Regions from separate parts of the Mus musculus genome. Here regions 1 and 3 are each linked to region 2. The links are chromatin loops, found by intact Hi-C in ENCODE. Cell type or tissue: heart. All regions are shown on one strand. Links, peaks and the distances in the headings refer to the core of each region. The heading gives the core; the rest is flanking DNA.

Region 1 (6,383 bases), core at 1,384-6,383, 140 kb before region 2:
GGACCCAGGGCATACCTGTCAACATGTCAAAAGTATGTACTCAGATTTCATCTGCTCTTTACACATTTACCCAAGGCGTCCTCTACTCCTCTGCAAGTTGCCAGGTCGAAAGTGTAGCTACATATACCTACTACAAAGAGGGAAGAGAAAAAACGGCACTAATAGCCCCCAACTACTTCACTTTCTAAATGATCTGAAAGGCCGGCATCTCTGCCTCCGACAACATCGCCTTGAGTACCCGGAGCCTCTTGCTGTTCATCCACCAAAGCGCAAGCTGCTTTCGTAGAATTGGACTCAAATCCTCTGTCTTCTGGACCCCTGTGGTTTCTCCCTGGAAGGAGCCCCCTACATCTTTAATAACTGCATCCCTTAATTGTATTCTCTTGCCGATATCAGCTCTCCCCCCAAAAAGCTCAGCCCCAGCATTGCCTCATCTCTTAGCCTGGTTGGTGTTTTAACATTTGTTTGGGATCTTCTGCGGGCCTTTTACAAGCCATTTTTATTATTGCTGCACTAATAAATTATTTATGGTGGGAAACCAAACTCAGAAAATCCTGGCTACTTGAAGACAGACTTTATTAAAAACATCTCCTTCCCCCTTGCAACACAGAACCCACAAGACACACTCGGTTCCTCGGCCTATCCAGCCTCAAGGCACAGTAGAAGAGACACTGCCACTGGCTACAGAGGCAGGGCTGTGGAAGAAAAGAACTGGAAGCTAATTCTCTAGCATGCTTTTATTTCTCTGCTTCTGCCCAGTGCCACCGTAGGTCCAGATGAATGTGACTTCCCAGGTCTGACTAGTAATGATGGGAGGCCAGAAGTCACCCTAAAGCAGTAGTCACTTATTCACACAAGAATTGCCTATGGAGAGACTGGTGAGTTGATTTGGTAGAGAGATATCATAAGACCCAAAAATTAACCTGCAAGCCCCACCGGCCAAAGAACAAGGACTAGGTAATTCCTTAGAATGCTGGGAGTTGTAGTCCTTGGAAAATATCAAAGCCACCTGGGAAAATACAATGGCCTTCAAAGCCTCTGTAAAACATGTCTAGGGGCCGCCACGCTGGGAATTCCAGAGAGTGGTCCTGACCAAAATTTATCCTGGTCAGTATTTAATTAAAGCTTGCTTCAAATTTGCCTCAACGTGGTAGAATTGCCCACCCCCTCCCCGTGCAAATCACGATTAACAGTGTCTCCATGGACACAGTGCTTGATGAACAGTCTTGAGGACCTGAGCTCAGACCCCCAGCACCCATGCAAACAAACAAACAAACCAACCCATTAAAGCACCTATATCTTTATCCTGGTGCTGGGAGACAAAATCCAAAGAATCAGAGGTTCATCGGCCTGCCAGTACAGACAATAGAGAGCTCCAGGCTCAGTGAGTCTGACCCAAAGATAAATAGGGACAAACGTGAGCAAGGAAGACACCTGACATTGACCTCTGCCCACCGCGGGCACACAAATGCACACTCTCTCAGAGGATGGAGGAAGATGGGATGGTTATGAATGGCCAATTCTGTGCCTGGTGGTAAGGCACTGGGCTGAGATGTCTCTAGACTAAAAGGGAGTTATGTTCTGCATAACAGGGAGGATCGCTCTGAGTTGAGAAGTAGCATAAGACCCTAGGTAATCACGGACTTAACCCTCTCTGAGGACCCCACAGCCTTTCACCTGAAAAACAGACTGGCCACCCCCTCGTGTTAGGAGAGATAAGCTCTTAACAGACTCTCTTCCCTTTCTGAAGCGGCCGTGAAACCCAGGAGGACTTTATAGCTAGAAATCAGAGAACACCAGGAATTGAACTCTGCGTAAAGGAAGAGAAAGAAGGGTTCCTGTGGTTCCACAGCCAAAAAAGCCCAACCCTGGGGCACTGGAGCAGCGAGTGTAGCCTGAGACTCCTTCCTGACTCCACGACCCTGGAGGCTTTGTTCTGAGCCAGGCGCCTCGACGCCAGCGCTGCTTGCCCAGAGTCCCTCAGAGTGGGACCCAAGACTGTCTCAGCTCTTCACTTCAACGCCATGGGGTCCGGACGCTGCGGGGGCCTCTTCTTTCCCCTTCCTTTGCCACTGGGGTAGTCGAGCTTGACAGCAAACGCATCAAATGACAGCTTTAAGGCGGAAGGAGTGGGGGTAGTCCCTCCCCGCCCCTACCGCACTGGGTCCCCTCTTTCACTTAGCACACCCTGGCGCCTGGAGTCGGTACTGGCAGTAAGAGAGGTTCAAAGAATGCACCCCTACCCGTCCCCAGACGTTCTGGCCTCCCCCAAGGCTGATCTGCCTGCAAAGATCGGTCCCGCAGCTTCCAGACCCTCTGGGACTGACAGTTCCCAACTCTCTAGGCTTCCTTGCTACACCCTGCTTGTCCGGGACCCGTAGAGGGGACCTAGTGCCGAGTGCAAGACCAGGATCTTGGTGGCGACAGCTACGCCTGATGGGGGAGTAGGGGAGGTGCAGAGGTGCCAGGGCACCGAGGGTCAGCGGGACATCTGGCCTGGCCATGCGGCTTCAAGTTTCCACGGACGCAAGGTTGTGCAACTGCGAGCAGAGCGAGAGCCGCGGGCGCCTCGGAAAACAAGGCGAGCCTATAAACAAAGCCACGTGGCCTCGGGGCGCGGGGGGGGGGGGGCGGGCTAAGAGCAGGCGGCTCTTCCGGCAACAAAGAGACGGGGCAGCGGCCCGGGATAAATACTGCGCTCGGGCAGCCGCTCAGCATTCCCAGAGTCAGGAGGCGACCTTCCCCAACGCCTGCGCCCCTGTGAGTGCAAGGATCCCCGCGCCCACCCAGGATCCGCAGCCCTCCACACTAGTTGACCCACTCTTGTCCCGGTCGCCGCCTGCGTCGTTCCCCAGCATCTTCCCAACGCGCCGCATACCCTGGGCAAGCCAGGCCGGTTCCTGGCTGTCAATCCGTCCCGTCCGTCGGTCGCGTCCGCGCTCTGTACCATGCCGTTCCTTGGGCAGGACTGGCGGTCCCCGGGCCAGAGCTGGGTGAAGACGGCGGACGGCTGGAAGCGCTTCTTGGATGAGAAAAGCGGCAGCTTCGTGAGCGACCTCAGCAGGTGAGGACATTCGCCGACTTCCAGCCCCACAAAACTGATTTTAGCTGGTCGGGGACGAGGGGGAAGTGCACACCTCAGGGGCAGGTGAAGGAGGGCAAGCAGGTCTGGGCCAGAATAAAGAGGGGGCTTCCGACTGAAGGGACAGGAGTGAGGTGCCGGGATTTCGGTAAAGGTCGCCAGAACCCGAGAGATGGGTAATTTAGTGTCTCCTCCTGATCAAGGACAGTGTCTCCCAGCAGAAAAGATCCCATACAGAACCCAGGATCCCTCAATCTGGCAATAGGGGATTATGTCCCTAAACACTTGAACACAGGCGCACAACTCATGGACTCTTCCTTTAGATCCCGCAATTGCAGTCACTGTTTTAAGTGGGTGCTAGCGACTTGGCTGTTTGCCTTTCACTGTCCTATGACAGGACCCCAAGAGTACAAGAGCGGTAGTAGTCACAAGCCGGATGACGGGCCCTGCCATGAGTGCTTGAAGGCTCTTCCCACGCGCAGTCGACGGCTGAGTGGGCCGAGAAAAAAAAAAAGTGACTGGGAGGGGCAGCCGATGGGCCCCGGGACAGCTTGCGGAGTGGGTCGTTGTGGTAACGCTTAGGGGCTGCGGAGGGAGGCAGGGAAGAAATGCAAGAACAGTGCTCTGCTTCAGGAAGGACCAGACACTTGCACCTGTTTCCTCCGTGGCCCTTTCGGTCTTTATACCGTGAGCACACTCCCATCCTTAGTGGTGCCTGCCCGCTGCAGAAAGACCACCCAGACTTGAAGTTTCACCTGAGCTCCGCTGTCTAGTGAAATCTGAGGTCAGAACAAGTGCCCACTCATAGAGTATCAGGTCAAGAATCAATCCCCAGCCTGGACAGCTGACTCCCTGAGACACCTGAGGAACCGACAGAAGTTTGTTTGGAGGCGCTGGTGCAGTTGAAGTCACCTTTCGGTGCTCTCTCCTCCCACTGTCCTTTGATTAACACACACACACACACACACACACACACACACACAACCTGCATCCCTAAGCTGACTTCAACAGAGACTTTTGTGAGTGTGCCAGGTGACGCTGAGTGAGATTTGCCAATGGTTGCTTGAATAAAGGTTTGGTAATTAATTATCAAGAAACCAGTGGGACCTCCAGGGCCTCCCATTTGTTTGTGATTTGTAATGCTTGAATTCCCTTTGTCTCCTAATGAGGTGAAACAGTTCCCTGAACTTAGGGCCTTCCAGGAGAATCAAATATATTAGCCTTGTGTTAGGTCCTTTTTTTTTTTTTGCAAGTCCCAGGGGAGTTTAGAACACTCTAAAGAACTCTTACTCACAGAAAATCAGATAAATTACCAACCATTGTCACCTGACTGTTTCCCAGCGAATGAAGTTAACGGTTATACCTAATACTTTTTCCTCAACTAAGTGAGAAGGGGGTGCACCAGAAGCGTTCTCCTCCTTGGAACCATCCATCTTCGGAGCCTGAATCTAACATCCCAGCTCTTTGTTTCTGTATAAAAAGCTTAGCTTCTTTCCAGGATGACGCAGCAGGGGTCCAGCCCACTGCATTATCTTGACTTCCCCTAGTAAAATAGGATAACAGCCCGCTGTGTTTCAGCAGGCTGGGAACTAAACTGGAGAGACCCCATCTCATCTGGATGCTCACTCCATCCTTGCTCCATGAGACAGAAATAGGACACCTCACTCTCCCTATTCCAAAATATCTGAAGAAGTTAAATCTGCCTCTGAGGCCCGGTGGTGGCGCACGCCTTTAATCCCAGTACTTGGGAGACAGAGGCAGCTGGATCTCTGAGTCTGAGGCCTAGGACTGGTCTACAGAGTTGAGTTTTGGGACAGCCAGGGCTATACAGAAAACAAAACAAAACCCTGTCCTTTTGTCCCTTCCTGATCCGCTTTCTTTTCTTGTGGGTCACACCTGGGAGCTGAAGCAGTCACTCTCAGTCATCATGGTCTCAGCAGTGATCAATACACTGGCCACCTGTGGTCCTTTGCTGAGTCACAGTTGAGGAATGGTTTGGTCATCTGCCTCTCAGCAGAGCAGCTGACTGTTTGCAGGGTATTTTTTTCCCCCAGCAACCATAAACAATCCCCTCCTTCCACAGCAGAAGAGTCTGCCAACTTCTTAAAAGCAGTGGCCTTCTGAGTCTGGGTTTGTGATCTCGGGTATCTCGCTGTTTTCCGTCTTGGTTTTCCTGTGATGTAAGGTTTGGGCCCAGTGCCTGGCTGCACAGGTGAGCTTGAATGCCCTCTCTTGTTCTAAGAAAACAGAAGGCAGGTCCTTTATAAAAGAGGGTGGGTGAACTGTAAACTGAACTATTGAGGCTTCTCTAATTCCACGGACAATCCTGAAAGTTGCCCAGCAAGAGTAAAGAATAAAGGCATACTCTCTCGGGGTTATTGTTTAAGCCATGGCTTGTCTGCACAGTACACCTGTTAAATAGACTCTGCTGGCCATTGTCTCTGTGGTCGAGGGCCCTGCCCTCCAACAGCCAAATGTTGCAGTCTCCGAATAGCCAAATAACCTCCTGAGATCATAGAAGAATTTAGATAAGCTTAAAGCTGACCCTTTAAAAAGTTGCATCTGAGCCCAGCTGTGATGGTACACACCTTTTATCCCAGAACAGAGGCACAGAGACAGAGAGAGGGGGGTGGATCTGAGTTCAAGGCCAGCCTGGTCCTCAGAGCAAGTTCCAAGACAGCCAGGGCTACACAGAGAAGCCCTATCTCCGAAAGCAAACAAAAAGTTGAGACTGTTGGTTTGTGAGGCACAACTAGGATTTCAAGGAAGGAACACTGTACAAGCTGGGGCCATCCAAGAATGCTTCAAGGAAGTGATGGTTGAGGTGACCAACACTGCCTCCTCCCCAACCACCCCTGCCCCGCCCCAACTCCAAGATGAGTAATCTCAGCTCTCTTCTCCAAGCCTGCACTTCTGCTGTTAAACGCCCGTTCCAGAGTTACATACTGTGTGTTGCTAAGGCTGGCCCAGGAAGGAGGAAGTTGGCCTTGATACCTTGAAGAAAAATAATAGAGATATTTTTACAAGCACTTAACCCTGTGCAGAGCACTATTGTAATAAGCCTCCTGCGCTAGTCTGTTTCCCCAAAGCAATCCAGGAAGTAGCCTTTTCAAGTTTGGCAACCTAGATATGACTTTGAGCATCAAAAATCTCACTGGACATAATCAGGGCTAAATAATAACTGCTTTGGGTCAGGAAATGGTTTTAAGTGTTTTTTCTTAATTACAAATGAAGTAAGAAATAAACCTCTTGTTTCCCATGCCCTCCTCTGTCTGTGCACCAGTTTTCCTACTTATTGTCT
Region 2 (8,089 bases), core at 1,354-6,353:
AGAGGAATGTAGGATAGGGGGAGGACTTGTGTGAGGGGAGAAGAAGGGCTAATATTGGGTTGTAAATTAAGTGAATAAATAAATTAAAAATTATTAGTTGGCTAAGAAAGGAGATTTAATACCATATTAAGTGATGTGGAGTGCAGTTTCTTTCTTCTTTTTCTTGCTCTCATGTGTATTATTATAATGCCCTTTTATTTTTAAAGACTTATTTATTTTATGTATATGAGTATACTGCAGCTGTCTTCAGACACGCCAGAAGGGGGCATCAGATTCTATTACAGATGGTTGTGAGCCACCATGTGGTTGCTGGGAATTGAACTCAGGATCTTCTGGAAGAGCAGACAGTGCTCTTAACTGCTGAGCCATCTCTCCAGGCCTATAATGTTTTTTAAAAAGTCATTCTTTTTGAAACAAGGGGTAGTAGCATACACATTTAATTCCAGCACTCAGGAGACAGAAGCAGCTGCATCTCTGTGAGCTCAAGGCCAGCCTAGTTTACAAAGTGAGTTCAAGGACAGCTGTGCTACATAGTGAGATAAACACACACACACACACACACACACACACACACACACACACACACACACTGCTGTTTTGTGTTTTCCAGACTGTTTAGTGTAGACTTTTTTTTTTTTTTGTAGAAATAAATTTATACCCTAATAGGTAGACCAACCTAGGTGGCACCATGATTCAGTTATAAAGCCTAACAATATGTTACTCTTCAACTCCATATGCAGAAGTTAGATTTTCTTGTCCTGGGTTCCCAGCTATACTTCTGTGCTAGAGAAAGGAGTGGGGCAGGGGGAGGATTTTTATAACTGTCAGGAGGAGCACAGTACTCATTTCTCCAGCCATTACCATACGTTTATTATTTACATGGAACGTGCAGTTAGAGGAACAGGAAAGGACTTGTCCTAAAGCTGACTTTGAAAGCTTGTTTGGGGGAACAACATTTAGAATGATCATCTTTTGTTGTTGTTGTTCACCCTCTGAACTAGCCATCAGAGAATTGTGGGACCTTTCCATTAGGGCATATTTCTCAAGCTCCCCTAACTATAGTCAAATGTTTAAAGTGTCTTAGTTTGATGTATTTTTGGTCTGTTTTATGGTATCATGTTTTAAAAACTGCCCCCCCCCAAGGGTAGAAAGAAGAAAAAGAACAACAGAGGGACGTGCCTACAAACAGAGCTGCTGGAAGTCTGTTCCTCAGACCAGGCTGGCGTTTACCACTTTTTATTCCAAGGGCTTCATTTTCTCCCAACACTCTCTTCAGTGTTCCAAAGGTGGGGTGGGCTCTGAAGAGCAAAAGCGCTGTGCTTTTTAGAACCCTACTGAACGACTTCTCATCTCTAACAGGGCTGAAGTCTTGTCATGCTCGTCTGGGGATGACAAGCCGCCAAGTTTGTGCATAAAAACTCTAGGCTTCTCACTGTGCCAATCCGCGGTTAAAACTCACTTCTGGAGCTGCGCAGCTGTTAAAATCAGTCATATTTACAATTTTTATAAATGAGTTTATTTTAATAGAAACAAGTTACCCTGTAAGCGTGGTCTCTAAACAGATTTATGTGGGCTGGCACAATCTGCTATGGGAAACATATATGCATATTGCTTAAGTCTGCAACGTTCTCTCTCTCTCTCTCTCTCTCTCTCTCTCTCTCTCTCTCTCTCTCTCTCAAGTGCTGGTAACAGTCTTGCTTTGTGCAAGGATGCCAGATAATTGGCAGCACTTCAGCCAGGGATACTGTTCCCAGCACTGTGCTATTGAAATTGTTTTCCTGGACAGAAATGCCCTGTGGGAGTGACCTTAAATTGGGAGGCTTTGGGGAGTGAAACAGGCTGGCTGCTTTAGAGAGAGAGGGATAAGACTATAAACTAGTGCTAAAAAGGAGGAATAAGAAAAGGGAAACAGAGAGAGAGAGAGAGAGAGAGAGCTAGAAAGCGAAGTCCATATGCCTCAGCCACTTCAGATTCTCCTCAATTTTCACTTTGATGTATTCTATGAGCATGTGTTTTTGCCTAGCATCTAGTCTGTAAGATCCTGGAAGACAGAACAGAGCCTTCCGGATCCATGGCTTCCACATCTATGATTCAACCAACTGTGGATCAAAATGTTCAGGAAAAAAAAAATCATGCATCTCTGCTGAACGAGTCAACTTTTTTTCTTGTCTCGGTATGTTAAACAGTTACAGTACAGCAGCTCTTTGCCTGGTGTCTACATCATCCTAATAGAGATGAGGTAAATTCCATCGGGGCATGTGCACAGATTATATGCAAATTCCATACCAGTTTATTTAAGGGACTTGAACAACACTCTATTTGGGTATCATGGAGGGTTCCAGAACAATCCCTTTTAGATACCAACGGACAACAGGATGGCCTTACTCAGTTTTACATCTCCTTTAGTGTCCGGCACATGTGGTCCTCAAAAAGCAAATGGTTGAATGCATGAACAAAAGGTTGAATATCTGAATTTAAAATATTTTCTTTGTTCAGAGTTAAATCCTAAACTGGGATTCTCAGTGGACCTGGAACTGTCTTTGGGGTGAGCATAAACTGGTGTGTGTGTGTGTAACTTTTTGTCTTGTATTTTTCTTATGAGGGATACATAAATACATTGTGTATTTAAACACATTGTGTATTAAATACATTGTGGAGAATGCATTGTTTTATTTTACTGATGTTAGTACTGTATTATAAATACTTTCCATTAAACCACTTTCTATTAAAAACTACACTGATTTCTTAAATTCTTTGTATAAGTAGTTTGCATTCTGAATTTAGTTTCAAGGGGCTTGAGCGCTATTAATTTTTGTTTTAAGAATGGGCCGAGAGTGGGACAGGGTTGGGTTCCTCTGCTGGTGAGACCATTAAGCCTCAGCATACACAAGTTTTAGAATTTTAGGATGCAACTAAATATTGTGCACGTTGATATCAGCAGCCAGGTCTTCCCTTCATGTAAATGCAGAGTGCAAATTTTCGGGCTGGTGTGGCTTGGTGGAGCTCTGCTATCAAAACACAAAAGGGTCCATGACTGGAATGGGGGTGGGGACTAAACATCCAGGCGCCAAAGAGTTCTCTTACGTCCGTCCGGAGCGGCGAGTACAGGAGCGAACACTCGGAGTGGTTTCCTTTCGCCCTCGTTTGTTATATTCAATGGAACAATGACGAGAGGGCTGAAGGGCAGAGGTGGGGAAGACGCTGAGGTCCTCGGCTGGCCGCGCTGCGGGGCTGGTGCCCACTGCGGAGAGCTCGGCTTCAGTCAGTGGCTCTCCGGGGAAAGAGGGACGGCAGCAGGAAGCAGAGGCGGGAGGCTCCAAGTGGGGCCACACTTAACTTTTCCCGTCCAAAGCTGGAACTACGGGGCTCCTGCTGGACTCGGGCTAGGAAGAGGCGGAGCAGCGGCTGACAGGAGCGCGGGACTGTTGACAGCGGGTGGGGGCGCGGCTGGCATCCAGAGGGCGCTGCCAAGGAGGAGCCGAGAGTGACAGTGGGCGTGGCTTAGGGAGGGGCGGGGCCTTAGGACGCCGGCTCCGGGAGAGATGGGGTTGGTTTCGGAGGACCTAGGCAGTTTCAAGGGAAGAAAGCGACCGAGGTCGCGGGAGGCGGGGTCCGACTTCTGACGACCGCTGGCCGAGCAATCGCTTGAACGGGGCGGAGCCTCGCAGGCCCTGGAGGAGGAGCTTCTCGCGACGGGGCGTGGCTTCTAGTGACAGAGGCGTGGCCCCCTCCTGACAGGGGGCGTGACTCTCCCTGACAGAGGGCGGGGCGGCGCACACCTCCCGCAGCGCCCGGTTCTAGAGGAGCGGCCTGGGTCGCATCCCAGAGGAGCGGCGGAGTCCTCGAGTGGGGTGCCCGGCTCGTCCCCGCCTCGGCTGGCTCCTCCTCGCGGCCCTTGTGGGTTCAGGGAGCGGAGTCTCTCTCGCACCCTGGCCTGGCCTCTCGGCGCTTCTGCCGGGCTGCAGAGCTCCGTGGGGGGCCCCCTCGCGCGAGGGCCCTCCGAGTGGTTCCGGGGTTAGGGTTCACGGGTCAGAGTTGACTCCCTGAAAAGTGCAGTCGCTCTGAAATGCAAGATGGCGGCGGCGAGGCGCTGAGGCGAGGCGGCCCCTGCAGGTAGCTGCGCGAGCGGGCTGGGGACTGGGCCTCGCGGTTGCGGGTGGAACCCGAGCAGGAACTCGCGGCGGGTAGGGAAGCCGAGAGGCGCGGGCGCTGGCGCGACACGGGACGGGGCAGCAGCGGGACACAGACACCCCCCCCCTCTTCGGGACCCAGCCCACGGTGCTGGGGCACGCAAGATCGGACCCGGGGGGAACTGGGCCTGCCCCGCGGCGGGGCGGACGGAGTCGCAGCTCCCGGATTCTCTCGGGGGTTGTCAGAGCGAGGACGGAGCTCTGGGTGGAGGGTTTGGAGGGAAAGCCCCAGCGCCTTGGTTGGGAGAGCACTGAGTAACTTGGGGGCGCAGAGGGGATGGGGAGCCGGTCTCCCTGGGGGGAAGGACGTCTCTGGGACAGCGGACCCTAACTACCGTGCGGGTCCTGGGGAAGATCTCCAGCGTTGGGCCTCCGGAGGCGTGAGGCCACCTCGTGGGGACACGGCGCAGCCCCCCTCTGAAGAGTCAGCCAAGGATCTCCGGCTGGACTGTAGCGCACTGGCTTTGGGGTCGGAGCAACGGGAAACCTCAGCAGAGAAGACTCAGGAGTTGCATCCCCAAGAAGTATAGTGCGAAGTATATTTTGAGGAAGAGCAGGCTTTTAGGGGAGAAGTTCATTAAAGAGGGTGGAAACACACTTGTCTCTGCTTAGGTAGTGGAGCGGGAGTGCAGACTTGGGAGAGCGATGGACCAGAGGAAACTCCAAGCCTTGGGGCTTAAAGGGAATTGGCTAGGAGGGAATAAAAAGGACTGGGGTCTGATGGCAGGAAAGCCGAGCCCTGACTCATTTCTTGTGTATTTACACCGAAGTTCCAAGAGAGGGACTTAGAATTCTTTGTTTCGGTACTCCAAAGGTACCAGTAAGAAACGAACCAAACGGAAGAATAAGATTCTGTTTGCTATCCTTAGCTTACTCTGGGCAAAGCAATTGGAAAACTGAATGTAGAGAAGAAGCATAGATAAAGTAGGAATGCTCACAGTACTTTTCTGTCACTAACCCTTCTCTAAAAGACAAGACCAAAACAAACCAAGAAGAGATAAAATTTAGGAGGAAATTATGAGAAAGGCCGATTGAGAAGTTGTGACATTTTTAGGGTGGGATTCCATGCAATTCGAAGAAGCAATTCTCTCGGAGATTAATATTATGGCAAATGAAAATCCGGAAGGACCACTCCTTCCCCAGGAAAAGACTGTGTATTGTGGGGTACACAAGTACACCTTTCTATTTGTGGTGCTGGTCATTGTATTTCAGAAGTCTTTGTCCTAACACTTTAATTTGTATGCAGTAGTAATTACCTGTTTCTTTTTAAAATGCCTTGAAAAAGTCATTATTTCAAACTGGCAGTGGGGATTAATAGAAGTTTGTTCAAACAAGGCTACTGGCACATAGATTATTTCTAAAGAAGCAATTCTGATTCCAGATTTTAAGCGAAGGAAAGAAAGGCTGAGTGCTGCCAGGGACAGTAGTTGGGTAACAGGGCATATAAGGAAAAGGACATTCATGAATATTTTTTATCTTAGTTTCTCTCTCCATCCTCCAAGCATTTTAAAAGTATACAGACTAATTTTAGGCAAAGTAAAATGCATAATCTTAGATTTTGTTTTGAATTGAAGTTTCAAAACATAGCCTAGTCTGGCCTTGATGCCATGGCAGTCCTCCTGCCTCTTCCTTGTCAGTGCTGGGATTACAAGTGTGTACCACCATCTCAATCTTAGATACTAATTTTTTACATTTTTGTTTATTTGTGTTTGAGTGCAGTTATGTGCACATCCCACTGCCTGCATGTGGAGGTCAGACGACAACTTTCAGGAGTTCTGGGTAGCAGACTCAGGTTGTCAGGCTTGGTGGTAAATGTTTTTACTGACCAAACACCTCACTGACCCTTAGGCATTTTTGTTAATATAGAATTTATAGTATTTTATTTATCAATGATTTTTTTTATAGAACTACCTCTTGATATGTTTTATTTGACTGCTTAGATTAAAATGAGAAAAAAGCCGGGCATGATGGCACATGCCTTTAATCCTAGCACTTGGGAGGCAGAGGCAGGCGGATTTCTGAGTTCGAGGCCAACCTGGTCTAAAAAAGTGAATTCCAGGACAGCCAGGGCTACACAGAGAAACCCTGTCTCGAAACAAACAAACAAACAAAATGAGAAAAAATAAACTCCAAGAGTCCTAGTGACTTCCGTAACTTATGACAGTCCTGAGCCATTTGTACATTCTCAAAAGAGCTTAATGTTTTTGGTAGAGATGCTTTAAACATACAGGTCAGGTATAACCAGCTTATAGCTCAGCATTTGGAACACCAACTTTAACTATGTGCTGTTCTTTGCTTTTCCCACAGTGCATATAGCTCTAGTGTTATACTCACTTCTGAACAGATTAGTCTGGCAAACCAGAGAGGCATACATAGATACCAGATGGTTTGAAAATATGCTAAGGCTGAAAACATAAATGTGTCTGTGTAGAAGATGCTCATCGGTAGCTTCGTCTCCAAGCATCTGAACTTGCTTGGCTTGAGGGTAGGACACGAAAGATGTCACAGTGGTTTTACCTTTCAGGATTCTTGGTTTTGCTGAAAAGGAGCAGAGGTTTGCTGTCTTACTAATGTAGTTGATAGCATACACATGGAGGCTTGTTTCAAAGAGTTCCTGTTTTGTTTAATTCACACTCATATGGAAAAGTGATGTGATGAGGTATTTTCTCTTTTACTGTCATGCACTCTTTTTTTAAAAGTTTATTTATTTATAAGTGCTCTACTACATGTGCACCTGCATGACAGAAGAGGGCATCAGATTCCTTTATAGATGGCCATGAGCCACCATGTGGGGGCTGGGAATTGAACTCAGGACCTGTGGAAGAATAGCCAGTGCTCTTAACTGCTGAGCCATCTCTCCAGACCCTACTTTCATGCACTCTTTTTAAAAAGTTATAATATTGCTTGTGTTTGGGCATTTTGTCTACATGTATATCTGTGCACCGTGATATGCAGTGCCCTCAGAGGGCAGAGGAGGTGGCTGGATCCCGTGGAACTGGAGGTATAGGCAGATGTGAGCCTTCATGTTGGTGCTGGGAATTGAACCCAGGTCCTCTCTCCTCTGGAAGGACAGCCAATACTTTTAAGGACTGAGCCTCTCTCCAGATCTTGGTCATGTTCTTAAAAGATATTCAGCCTGGCAGTGGTGGCACATGTATTTAGTCTCAGCTTTTGGGAGACAGTGGCAGGTGAATCTCTGAGTTCAAGGCCAGCCTGGTTCAACAGAATGAGTCTAGGGCTAATCTTGTCATTTTATATCATCTGTGTTCTTCAATGTATGTGCCATGAAGAGACACACATATACACACAGATGTTTAACTGATATGTACCTTTGGCCTAAACAAGTACAATGATACATTTTAGAAAACAAATATATATTGGCAGTTTCAGAATGACTTTTGTTCAAGGAGGTCAGCTGAATAAATGTTTGTTTATGTGTGTTTTTAAGTCCTATCCTTGCTATATAGCTCAGACTGGCCTGGAACTTTCAATCCTCCCGCCTCTGTCTCCTTCTCCTGAGTACTATAATTATAAACACATAGCTAAGTTTGAATAGTTTTGTTTTGTTTTGTTTTGGAGAGGGTCTCATGTAGCCCAGGCTGACTCAAGCTCCTTATGTAGCCAAGGAGGTAATTGAACTGCTCTTCCTAACCCAACCTACTGAAAAAAATCTAGGGTTACCATTGTGCTCTGAGGGCCAGTTTATGTTGTGCTGGGAACTGAGTCCCTAAGGCCTTGCATTCTATGTGAGTCCTCTATTAACAATAGCCCTGAGAAATTATTTTTGTTGGGTTTTCATTTTCAGTTTTTAAATTTAGAATTAAAAAATTCATATCAGAGCTTATTTTGAAACAGCAGTAATAGTAGCTATAAATGTATATATGTAAATGTATATTTAT
Region 3 (6,383 bases), core at 1,384-6,383, 180 kb after region 2:
AATGGGCTCCTTAGCCAGACTTAAGTGGATTTTTCAATCTTGTATTGAAATTTTAAAAATTTCCTTGTGTTCGTCTGTGTGTGGCGTCTGCCATGACACACATGTGACAAACAGTGACAAAAGACAACCTGTGGGTGTTCTCTCTTTCCAGCATATGGAGTTGCAGATACCCAACTCAGACTATCAAACTTGGCACTTTGAGATTTTTTGAGATTAGGTTTCACCCTGTAGCCCAGGCTAGCCCTGAACTCACATAACCTTCTGCTTCAGCCTCTTAATGGCTGGATTCATAAAGGAGAGTTGTTGTGCCCAACTCTATGGATTTGATGACAATTGTGATCTCAGCATTCGAAGTGACCTTGAGAACTTTCGCCTGCTTTGTAGTTTGCATAATTATAGTACTCATCTATTGGTATTACTATGTTAAGCAAGGTGAACTATCAAAGTGCAAGTGCAGAACTTGGTATACGGTAGGTTCTTAAAGCAAACCATCTCAGTGTACGCACCAGGTAATGAACTAGTTTTTGGGGGGTGGGTGGGAGGGATGAATCAGCTTAGTTAGTGAATTGTCTGCACCACACAAACAACCAACAACAGAAGGAAGCATGGAATTCAGGTTGGTTTCTTTTTTTTTTTTTTTTTTTTTTTTGAGATAGGGTTTCTCTGTATAGCCCTGGCTGTCCTGAAACTCACTCTGTAGACCAGGCTGGCCTCGAACTCAGAAATCCTCCTGCCTCTGCCTCCCGAGTGCTAGGATTAAAGGCGTGTGCCACCACGCCCAGCTTCAGGTTGCTTTTTAACAGACTGACTTTATAACACACATATACATACACGGGTATGTTAGTATATGTGCACACATACAAAGACATCAAGAGTAATAAACACATACTTAGTACATTGCGAGGCAGCCCCTTTATCTCCTAGTCCAGAGTGTCAAGGTTTGGAAACTTCCCATAGCTGTGACTAAAAGGCAGGACTGGTTCTGCTGGGAGAGGTAGTGATGTCCTGATTGTTGCCATGGCATCTCCATTTGCAAGGTGGGGCTAACTGGCCTGTTATTCAACAGGAGGATTAATTACATATTGCCAATATGCTGAGGATTAATTACCTATTGCCAATATGCTGTGAACTTCTTAAAGAAATATGTGATCCTGTCTCGGGCATCCCCTGGGGACAGTGCTCCTGGATGATGGTTGGGACAGGCTCTCAGCTTGAGTCACTAGGCCCCGCCTGTCAGCATTAGGGAGCCTACAATATGGAGCTTCAGCTCTAGCCAGCCTTGTGACTTTGACTGTTGGCATCTCTCCAATTTTTTTCTAATTTCAGGGTTTTTTTTTTAAATAGAAATAATAGGAAATGGGCTTTTATTTTTATTTATTTATTTTTAAATCAAGCCAGGTATGATGGCGCACTGCCTTTAATCTCAGCCCTTGGGAGGCAGAGGTAGGCAGACCTTTTGTGAGTTTGTGGCCAGTCTGATCTACAGAACAAGTTCCAGAATAGTAAAGACTACACAGAAAAGCCTCATCTCAAAAAAGGTGTAAAAATGATTTCTATGTATATGAGTGTCTTGCCTGCATGCATGCATGCACATGGTGTATGCATGTACCTGGTGCCTACAGAACTGAGGTAAGGTCAGATCCCTTGGAACCAGAGTTATGGGTGACTGTGAACCACCATGTGGGTGCTAGGAAGAGAACCCAGGTCCTCTGCAGCGCAGAAAGTGCTCTTAACTGCTGAGCCATCTCCCCAGCCTCCTCCTCCTCCTCCTCCTCCTCCTCCTCCTCCTCTTCTTCTTCTTCTTCTTCTTCTTCTTCTTCTTCTTCTTCTTCTTCTTTCCTTCTGCTTTTTTGACAGAATCTTGCTATGCAGTTTGGGATGTCCTGAAACTCTTGCTCTCAAGCTTTCTGAGTGTGGGGTTGCCTGTTCCCCCACATCTACCTTGGACTCCTTCCTAGGCTTTTATGTGGATGTCTCATTTTGAGGTGCATTCCCATGTGAGCCATCTCTACCGTCCAGTTACCAGGTCCTTCTAAAGGCAAGGACCCCAAAGAGAGATGAAGTGACTTTCACAACATTAGGTACTGCTAAGAAGTGGTTTGTCACAGTATAAACGCCAGTGTTTCTAGAGTGTTTGAAATAATGGAGCACTGGAAAGTATGTGGAAATGCACATGGACCTCGTCTTTGCCTGGAGGATGTGAGTCACGTGGGCCACTTGGACCTAAGATTTTCAATTCCTTTACAACGTTAAATAATTTTTTTTTCCAGAGCCCAAATTTCACATTTTTTAAGTTTGAGGAATTTTTTTTTCCCGATCTGAGAACACCGAGTCTGTTTCTTTTCTTATTGTCCAGACCTGATGGTAATTATGTTACACCTCAGCTCTGTGTTTACAACGCACTGCCTCTTCCAGTTTGGCCGACAGTTCCTCTCCCTCCACCATCCAATAATGATGATTTTGGATTTTGTTTAGAGAAATGGGTCCAGGGTTCTTTGGTGAGCAATCTCTTTGATTGCAGTAAGTTCAGATACTTAGTTTACTACAGGTCAGTTTACACCTATGTTCTTTACGGAAAGTTTTACTGATCCTAAACCATATTTTCAAAAAAACAAAACCAAACCAAAACAACAACAACAAAAACCAGCAACTGAATAAAAGTTCTAGTGAAATCGGTATCTTTCCACCATTTGTTTAAAACAACCATCTTCATTTCTAATTTAAAGCCCCCCAATGAACCAGATCATGTCCAATTATAAATGCGGTCTCAAATGCGTCTCAAGATTTCCCAGTCCTCCGCTGCCACTCTAGCCCCCCCATCATCCTAATCTTTTCCCGTATCCTCTGAAATTCTTCTTCATAACTCATTTGCTTTTCTGTCTACCCTGAGACTGCAAAGTTCAGGTACCGCTACCGTGCTCACAGCCGCAGCTGCATCCCCAGTGTCTAAAAATTTGCCTGAAGCTGTGACTAAATGAGGAACTATATGCGCTATCTCTTCCTTTCCCTTTAAATAAATACTCTTCAAGAGGCACTACTCCGATTACAACTCCGGGGAGAACTAGGGCATGTAGCTTCCCCATTGGTTTGCAAGACTGGCCGTTGCTCTGGGTAACCACTGTTTCCTACTAGCCTTGCCGTCGTCGCCCCGCCTCTCCTGCTTGGCCCCACCCCAGGACGTCGAGTCCCGGTACTGAGCTGCAAAAACGGCACTGGCCCTTTAAGCCGCCGGGACACTTCTGGTCACGTGGACCGCGGCCACCGGAAGGGGAAGTTTCTCTTGTGATCGCTGCCTAGCTTGTCCGAATTCGGTGGCGCCACGTCCGTCGGTCTCCGCCTCCTGCACAGCGGCTGCGCCTCCACTTTCCCTGGCCAAGCCGGCCGCGGAGCGCGGGGTGGGCACGGGAGGACGCGCGGCGCTGCGCAGCCGGTCACCTGACGGGCGACCATGTCGGACATCGGGGACTGGTTCAGGAGCATCCCGGCCATCACGCGCTACTGGTTTGCTGCCACCGTTGCTGTCCCCTTGATCGGCAAGCTCGGCATCATCAGCCCGGCCTACTTCTTCCTCTGGCCCGAAGCCTTCCTCTATCGCTTCCAGGTAGTAGCTGGCGTAGGGCGGTGGAGACTACAGCCCCCAGGTGTCCCCGCGGCTACGGAACGGGTTCGCCGGGCTGCGGGGCGCGCTGGGGCTGGTGGGATCTGTAGTGCGTCCGCCTCCAGGGGTTTAAGGCTGGGGTCCTTTGGGTCCCGGGAGGTCCTGGGGTCGAGTGTTAAGGCTTAGATAATTTAGAGTCGCGGACTGGCCTGCTAGGACGTGACTCACAATACCTGTCTGGCAAGATTGTACTTCCCGCCTTCCGCACTCTGAAGTGAGAGGTAAGTTGCCATTCTGTTGGCAAATTGGGCCCACCTACCTGAATGTCTTCCTCCCTCCTTCTATCTATGTCGTGGGTGGCGATGCCATCTTAATCAGTGGTGTCTACTTGACATAATTCTGCGTGGGTTGTTAGCGTGTTTACAGTTTCTCTCTCCTCCCTAAAGCAGTGGTGTAAAGGCAGATATTAATAAGAATTAATTTATCTGTATTTCCTACGGGCCCTATCCGATCACCTGGCATATAGCCGTTAAATGTTACCAGTGAATGAATAAACTACTCAGGAAACGGGAGATACTAATTTTCTTAAGCATTAAGGATATTAGTCAAGATTATCATTCTAAGCCAAAGAATGTTAGTTTCCTAGAGGTTATTTTTATTGATTCTGTGATATAAAAATTTAATCAGGGGACGCTCAGATTATATTAGATCTGGATTTCCACACATTCCTTAGCCTTCTCTTTCTACTTTCCACTGGATGTTATTTTCTCGTCTCCTTTGCTGATTTCTCATTTTCCTCACCCAGATGTTGGGATATGCTCTTGGAGTCCGTTATAGGATCCTCTGTAGTCCATCCCTTGGACTTAGATCTTTATCATACAAGGGGCATAAACACATGAATGGGAGACTGTCGGATATGTGAGTATCTTTATTGTAGTGGTGGAAATCACCACCTGGTGACCAGTAGACATATAATCAAATCTCCCTTTCATCTTTGCAAATAGCAACTGTGTTTGCTAGGGGGGTTTAGCAGTCATAGAGACATCCCTGAGTTCTTTTTTTGGGTTTCCTGTTTAGTGCTGGGACTCAAACCCAGAGCATAGCACGTGCTAGCTGAGTGCTCTGCCATCGAGATGCACATCTTGTATGGCCTCTTGACTTCTTTTCCCCACCCCAGAATCTGTCAGCTTAGACAGCTGATTCTGCCTCAGCTGTCTATTCGGAATCCAGGCCTTTCTCCATCGAAAGCTGTTAGCATGCCGGCTTTGCTCTTTCTGTTCTTGCTGAGCAGCCGGGGCAATCGTGTGAGAACAGAAATCATGTCCTGTCAGTCTCCTGAGACTCCTCCCATATCTGTGAACTGGGATGGGTAAAGTCCGTGCCAGGGCTTGCTGTTGCAGTACCTAAGTTGACCCCAGGACCTTTGCACATGTTATTTCTCTCCCTGAAAAAGGTAGTCATGGCTCATTCACTTTCATGTGTGTCTTTCAGGTCTCTGCCCAAATGCCATTTTCCCTTGTAGGCCTTCTCTGATTGCTGTCCATCAGAGTGTTCCTCCTTCACTGTTCCCTTCCCTTCCCTTTTTCTTGCGACATGCCACCTGCTGGTATTTGCTAGTTCACTTCCCATTGAGAACCTAGATGAGTGCTGGGCACATAGCATCTGCTTGTGTATTGCCTGAGTTCGTGGACATTCTGGGAGCTTGCTATGTGCTGGGCCCTTGTCTACAACGGCAAATAGGACAGAGGTTCCTGATCCTATGAGAAAAACAGAGGGAGGCATACTGCTAAGGACATCGTTCAAGGTACCAGTGTTTCCGAAAAATCTAAGAGAACACTTGAAAATGTCTTTGAGTCTGGCTTTTGGACCCAGTCTTTCAGAAAGAACTAATAGTAAACTGGGAAACTAGGCAAAAAATGGGAATAGAAAGAACACCGGGTACCAAGTAGAGAGCCAAGTGAAGTGGGAAGCCTGGTAGATGAAGACAGGGCGTTACCCTGGGGTCTGTGCTGTAAAGCACAGGTGAGTCGTAGAGGGCCTTGTAGTTCAAGGTAAGAGGCTAACAGTCTAAGTTTCTGTAGCACTAAGGATCAAGCCTCGGGCACTGCACATGCCAGGAAATCCTCTGCCTTCCACCTTTGATTTGAGAGCACCCGTGGCACCTGGGGGGATTGGAACAAAACACTGGAAGTTGATTCCTCACTCAGAGTGAAGTCAGTGTGTCGGGAGCACTGGGCGATGGACTCAGAGACATACACATTTACTTTACTGAGTGTGGGAATGCTTAGCAGGGCTTGGGTTTGGTTTGAAGTGTGGATTAATGGTGTGCTTTGATGAGTGTTAAATCTCGAGGTGTTTTCCAGGCAGCCCAGTAGAGACTTCCTGCAGCAGTTGTAAGAACATGAGTCTAAAGCTTAGCCTGAATTGTTTAGTGTTGTTATGTGTTAAGAAAATAATTGCGTTAATAAATGTGTTTTGGCAGAGTGCTGTTGTGAACCTTGTACCCAGTGGCATGTTGGGTAATGTGAGTGCACGGGGAGCGTTGGCTGTAAATCATTTTATGAGAACGTGGTCAAAACTGACTCTCTGAGCCTTGTGAAATCTTGCTCACTTGTGTAGTCAGATTGCTAGAGTAACCAACATCAAAAGCTTTTCTAATAAGCTACAGATGTAATAATGTTTGAACAAAACCAAACAGGAACCCACTGGAGACAGCATTTGTGTCACACCTTGTGTGGATACACCAGCCCCTCAGGTGCAGATTGTAACAAGCCTAGTAGAAACC

Evidence for each region. Peaks named below come from ENCODE experiments on the same cell type or tissue, not always from the same donor. Only the 100,000 strongest peaks of a DNase experiment are listed, where the experiment ranks them.
Region 1: it touches region 2 in a loop (7-fold over the local background); 2 of 42 quality-filtered maps call a loop at or near these places.
Region 3: it touches region 2 in a loop (3-fold over the local background); 3 of 42 quality-filtered maps call a loop at or near these places.

Annotation. Positions count from the first base shown.
Region 1 is chr15:58,211,177-58,217,559 of GRCm38, reverse strand. Fbxo32 (F-box protein 32) reads left to right here and starts at 2,668. Exons shown (of 9, transcript NM_026346.3): 1 at 2,668-3,064. The coding sequence starts at 2,949. In heart, for the core only: a CTCF peak has its summit at 2,200; DNase peaks (open chromatin) are centred at 2,379, 2,539, 3,559 and 5,979; H3K4me3 peaks cover 4,921 bases; H3K27ac peaks cover 4,875 bases.
Region 2 is chr15:58,072,181-58,080,269 of GRCm38, reverse strand. It overlaps Zhx1 (zinc fingers and homeoboxes 1), which reads left to right and starts at 3,762. Exons shown (of 4, transcript NM_009572.4): 1 at 3,762-4,113. In heart, for the core only: no CTCF peak of the experiment used is centred there; DNase peaks (open chromatin) are centred at 3,529 and 3,999; H3K4me3 peaks cover 2,848 bases; H3K27ac peaks cover 2,163 bases.
Region 3 is chr15:57,889,361-57,895,743 of GRCm38, reverse strand. Derl1 (Der1-like domain family, member 1) reads left to right here and starts at 3,326. Exons shown (of 8, transcript NM_024207.4): 1 at 3,326-3,601. The coding sequence starts at 3,449. In heart, for the core only: a CTCF peak has its summit at 3,393; a DNase peak (open chromatin) is centred at 3,213; H3K4me3 peaks cover 2,661 bases; H3K27ac peaks cover 1,609 bases.